Regions from separate parts of the Homo sapiens genome. Here region 1 is linked to region 2. The links are chromatin loops, found by intact Hi-C in ENCODE. Cell type or tissue: K562. All regions are shown on one strand. Each heading gives the region's core, and the rest is flanking DNA. Links, peaks and the distances in the headings are about the cores only.

Evidence for each region. Hi-C counts contacts between places; a loop is a spot of excess contacts. Peaks named below come from ENCODE experiments on the same cell type or tissue, not always from the same donor. Only the 100,000 strongest peaks of a DNase experiment are listed, where the experiment ranks them.
Region 1: a loop joins it to region 2, with 2.0 times the contacts of the local background. A loop is called at or near these places in 5 of 110 quality-filtered maps.

The regions. Positions count from the first base shown.
Region 1 is chr5:72,233,064-72,235,881 of GRCh38, forward strand. MRPS27 (mitochondrial ribosomal protein S27) reads right to left here. Exons shown (of 11, transcript NM_015084.3): 6 at 1,056-1,134. Among named protein-coding and RNA genes, the nearest start is that of MIR4803, 65 kb to the left of the region's middle. RefSeq lists an enhancer at 1,199-1,493. In K562, for the core only: no CTCF peak of the experiment used is centred there; a DNase peak (open chromatin) is centred at 1,318.
Region 2 is chr5:72,279,230-72,282,047 of GRCh38, forward strand. The region is part of intron 4 of MRPS27 (mitochondrial ribosomal protein S27); the gene reads right to left. It overlaps LOC107986422 (a long non-coding RNA gene), which reads right to left. Exons shown (of 2, transcript XR_001742742.2): 2 at 1,621-2,818. Among named protein-coding and RNA genes, the nearest start is that of MRPS27, 40 kb to the right of the region's middle. In K562, for the core only: a CTCF peak has its summit at 1,659 (motif pointing left); a DNase peak (open chromatin) is centred at 1,672.

The DNA of each region.
Region 1 (2,818 bases), core at 44-2,543, 46 kb before region 2:
TTCTCACTGTTAAGGCAGAAGAGGACAAAATGCTAAAGGAAACCCTAAATCTCAGGTGTTATTTCAAAGACAGCAAAATAATGACTATAAAAAGGACAATAAGGCTCAGTTTAAAATACTTGTTGGAAGGGAATGGGAAATGCTCGTTCATAAATTATAAGCCCCTGAGTATAACACGTAACATAAAATATTTGTTTGCACATTAATGCTGGTCATTAAAGCCTGGAGAGCAGGCTTTAAGCAATTTTTATTTTCCCTTGATATTCTACAACATAGATGGAGGCCAAGAAAATCAAGTCAAACAATTTCCTTTCTGTAGTTACTTGGTGGTAAAGCAGAGAATATTAACAATGGCTTAAAATATAGTGCCTGTTCATATCACAAGCACAACAAATGTTTTTTACTTACTGAATTATTTTTTTAACCAATTTTTACATATATTCATAACTATAAAATAGCACTGATTTGCAGCTGTTCCTACCCAGCTGGTTTTGCACATGTCATGGTTCTGAATGAGGCCACACGCATGGATTTCTATGTTCTTTTTGCAAATGGGGAAACTGAGATAGGCAGACCAGGTAGTCATCTAATAAGTCAGTAGAAAAATAAGAACCTGGAAGGGATTTTCTTTTACACAAACAAACAAGCCAGTAATATTTTAAAAGAGCATAGGCTAAAAATTCAGTTGAAAAAAAAAATCTCATTTCTGCCAACTGTTCATTACTGAATCCAAAATTATACTTGAAAAATAAATTTACTTTATCCTTTATTTATATTCTGCATTTCAGTCAGTTTGGGAAGTGAAATTAGATTGGCCTGTATAATTAACTTACTTTTCCTCCATAATCATTTATGTACTTTGATATTTTCTATCTTAAAATAAAAATAATGTTTTTAAAAATTTTGCATAAAAGATAATCATCAAAACTTTTCTGACTAAACGAGTAATGAAGAGATGTTATTAAGAAATAAAAAAGGGGAAGTTCCTACATTTGTACACCTCCCTTTGGGAGCTGGAAGCCCTATAAACACTGAATCTGGGGTTAGTTTCTTACCTTTGTAATTTTCTTTCTTTATGAAAGAATCCATCAGTAAATTGAATGTAAAGTTATCTGGAAAAATTCCATATTGAACCTATAATGAAAATGAACATAACAGGAAAAAAAGAGAAAATTATCTAATTTAGTCTGTAATATATGCCTATGTATTATTCAGAATAAAACTTGCCACCATTAGCTTTAAAATATTTGACTATCATTTTACAGCATCTGTGACAGTGAAACAGAAGCCATGACTCATGAGGTTTGGTAACAGGAACTGTTGGTCAGGGTGAGAAAGTTGTGAGTCTGATATAAGACAACTGATAATGTAAAAACTAAGGCTCCAATTCTAACACCTCATCATAGCTTAAAAAAAACATAAAAGAAAAAAGAAAAAAAGAAACCCACACAACCCCCCTAACTGGTTCAGTGACTCTTCTTATAAAGTATGAATAACAATACAAAAACAGACTCTCATGAGAAAGCAGACATTACACAGCATTTTCTGGTTCTTAGCCTGGCTTTTAAGGTCCCAAGAAATATGCCAAGAAATATTTGCTACTAAGTTTCTAGAATGTTGTGTCATACAACTGAATACTTGAGAATTCAGATTTCTTAAAATGTGGACCCTTTAGCACCTGCAGGATGTCGACTTTCTCAGAGTGTTTTTAACAATATAGATTCCTACGTCTCAGACCTATAGAACCAGAATCTGTGGGAATTGGGCACAAAACCCTGAATTTTTAGTGAGCTTCTTGTGATTTTCATGCATACTCATTTTACTACCAATGATCCTGATTGTGGCTGCATTTTTATTTGTTTCAAATTCTTCAGTAATGTTAACCACCATTCCCCACAGGGCTCCATTCTTCCCTCTTGGAACCAGTAGAAACACCTGAGGAATTTTTCCAAACTATATCCATATCCCCTTGAGAGATTTTGATACAGTCCTAACCCCCAACTGAATCACCACTGAGCTGACTCACTGTTTCCAGGTGTTATATATAGTAGCCTCAGGTGTGCCGAAATGGAAAAATGTCTAAAAACCACTGTTTTAAAGGTTGTAGCTCATGGCCAGTGTCTATATTTCTCAAAGCAGTCATCCAAATCAGTATTAATCCCTAGGGCAGGCTAAAAACCAAAATATTTTAGGATGACAAATCATTAAAGCTGAAAGGGATTTTAGAAATCAACTGGTCAGTGATTCTCAACCCAGGCTGCAAATGAGAATCAACTGAGAGCTTTAAAAAACAAACAAACAAACAAGCAAACCCAATGAGGGATGAATAGGCAGGGATGAGGGATGATACTACAATGGTGGATACATGTCATTATACATTTGTCCAAACCCATAGGACGTACAACATCAAGAGTGAACCCTAATGTAAACTAGGACCTTTGGGTGACAACGGTTTGTCAACGTAAGTTCATCAATTGTAATAAATGTACCACACTGGGGCAGGATGTTGATTATGAGGAAGGCTATGCATGTGTTGGGGCAGGGAGTACATAGAAAATCTATGTACTTTCCACTCAGTTTTGCTGTTGAAGGAAACAAAAATATTTCTCCCCAAAATAATTGAGGATGTTAAGTTAAAGATACTGAAAATGCAGGGGAAGACTCTGCCATAGCCTCCAATTGCCTGATGGCAGCACATAAATCCTTCCTTCCTAGAACAGCACTTGCTTCTGAGCCCAGAGAAGGCATCAGCAGGCACCAGAGGAATCTGAGAACAGATTTTACTATCTTCCCACATTTTCCCACCTTTTAAAGACTG
Region 2 (2,818 bases), core at 182-2,681:
GCATCTATTCATATGTTAAATATGTTAACTGCCAATATGGTTTTTTATTCTGTGAACTGCTGGTTCATATTCTCTATCCACTTTTCTAAAATTCTTATCTTATTGGCCTATGGATATAATCTAGATACTAATCTTTGTTAGCTACATGCATTGCAAATCTTCCCTGGTCTTTTAATTTTGTTACTGGTGGTAACAAAATTTTTGTAGAATAGAACTTTAAAATTTTAATGCATTAAACCTTATCAGAGCAGGTGCAGTGGCTCACGCCTATAATCCTAGCCATTTAGGAGGCGAAGATGGGAGGATTGCTTGAGGACAGGAGTTTGAGACCAGCCTGAGCAACACAGCGAGACCCTGTCTCTTAAAAAACACACAACAAGCATTAAATAACAACAACAACAAAAACCATTCTGAATCATGGAAGACAACAAAACAAAACAAAACAAAATAAAACAAAAACAAAACCCCAAAAACAATTATCACTTAGTAATAAAACAAAACAAAAAAATTTATCAATCTTTTGTTATGTTTTTTGTGTCTTGTTCAAAAAAAAACAAATCCTTCAGTGTCCCCAGTGTTATACTACTATTAATATTCTCCTATATTTCCTTCTAAAAGTTTTGCTTTTTCCATTTCGGTTTTTAATCTACCTAAAAAAAATGTGTGTGAGTATGTTCATATATTTTGAAGTAAGAATGAAGAATTTTCCCATATAATTGTTAGATTATCGATTGTCTAAGTAGCATTTATTAACTAATCCATTCTTCGCCCTTTGATGTAAAAAATATCTCAGGTTTCCAGATATGTAGATACATTTCTGGGTTCTCTCTATTCTGCTCCACTAGTCTATTTGTCTACATCTAAGCCATTATCTTCATTTGTATTTTTTGTAGCTTTCTAATAAGTCTTGTTGTCTATCTTGTGGACCAATCATTTTATGTTAGTCTTCTTAAAACTGTCTTAGCTATTCTTGGTTTTATTCTTTCACTTGAATTTCAGGGTCATCTTCTCAGGTTCCCCAAAAATTTCTGCTGAGATTTTGGTTGGAATTGCACTGAATTTATAGATGAAATGTGACACTTACTGTTTAATAGTTTAAAACAAATAAAATGGAAAGATATACTTAAAAGACTGGCAAGAAACACACTAAAAACAAGTGATTTTTCCTTTATAAGTATTTTTTTTAAAAAAAGAATATGTAATTACTTTTTCCATAAACAAGAAATGATTTTAAAAATATGAAAAAAATGTATATTTCATTCTAACCTGCAAGGCTGCACAGCAGCCCAGTTTTCTATATAAGAATCAGCTCTACAAATAGAAACTCTTGCACAGCTTCTAAAAAAACCAATAAAATAAAAGTGGGGAATGCTGACAACATTAAACAACTTTAGCCATTCTGAGCTGCTCTTGTGCATGCCAGATATCAAAACTAAAATCTCTGGAAGCAGTTCCACAATTTCTATTTCAATTGCTTACATGCTCCCAGCCCACAGAACAGACCTCTCTTTTTGTGTCTAATCTGTATTTTGATTATTGATTCAATAACATCTTATCAGAGATCAGTTATGGTGCAGTTTTTTCCTAACTGGGAATCATTTTCTTGAGGCTTCTTCTCCCTTCTTCACAGATAGTAAGCAGATCTGTTGCCCCCTTCTGGTTTGTGGCTGTAAGCTTAGCAATACGGGTACACGTATGACAGATTTGATTTGCTGTCTTTTAGGGTCAGGAAGCTTCCCCCAAAATGTGATATCCTTTCTAAATGTGTGTTGAACTACTAGTGTTCCTAAGCATCTACTTCTCCACATTCCTGAGCCTTGATGGCCCTTACACCTTGATGCCCTTGGGGCAGGGGTGGTGCGGATGGTTAGGGAAACCTAAACCAGAAATCAAATACATTTTCCCATAAGAGAGAAGTATGGGAAATAAATACTCCTTGCTTCTCCCGATGTTACAATCTAGTATAGTCAACATTAAAGCTAAATTTTATTGAGCACTGACCTTCTTTGTCCCAAGACTGTTCTAAGGGCATTATAACGTTATCAATTTCTTGGAGTCTCATAAATACCCTAAAGCACAGGCACTATTTTAACACTCATTTTATGAGGGAGGAAATGGATGGCACATTCGACATTCAAATCCAGGCACTCTGGCTCAAGTCCATACTCTTGTCTACTATACTATACTGTGTCTCAGGTAAAGAGAAAGAAAGAAATATTTTTGACAGAAGACAAAACAAAATAAGTAAGCACCCCTGAATAGGTAAAACAAAATTTTATAGATGGGTCAGAGAGATCACATTCAACCGTGAAAATCAGGGTAAGTTTATGAGTGTAGCAGAATTTGGGACAGGCCTTAAAACACAGGCTGTATTCTGTTAGAAAGAGACAGTGGGGAGGGAAGAGCATAGGCAAGATATGAAAGTAGAAGGCACATTCAGAGAACAGTAGTCCATTCCAACTGGAGTCTGAAAGCACTGTGTAAGTGTGTAAGTCTGTTATTACCTGCTATTATTCAGCAAATGGAGGACTATACTAATCTATACGTATGAGATGCACAAAGTTCTCACTTGAACACATAATTTCAGTGTTTGACTTATCAAAACTCTGCCAAGATTTTTACCAATGAAGACTAATGATTGAGTTTCACCTCTTGGTAGTGTCCATCACTGAACTATGTAACAGCCAGTGCATAATGAATACACTGTTCATGTGCTGTAATGATCTGGTGTTGGAAGACCTAGTTTTAAGTCCCAGCTTTGCCTATTACTAGGTATAAAATGGTGATACTATTTGTCTTAAAATCAGCATTGCTATTA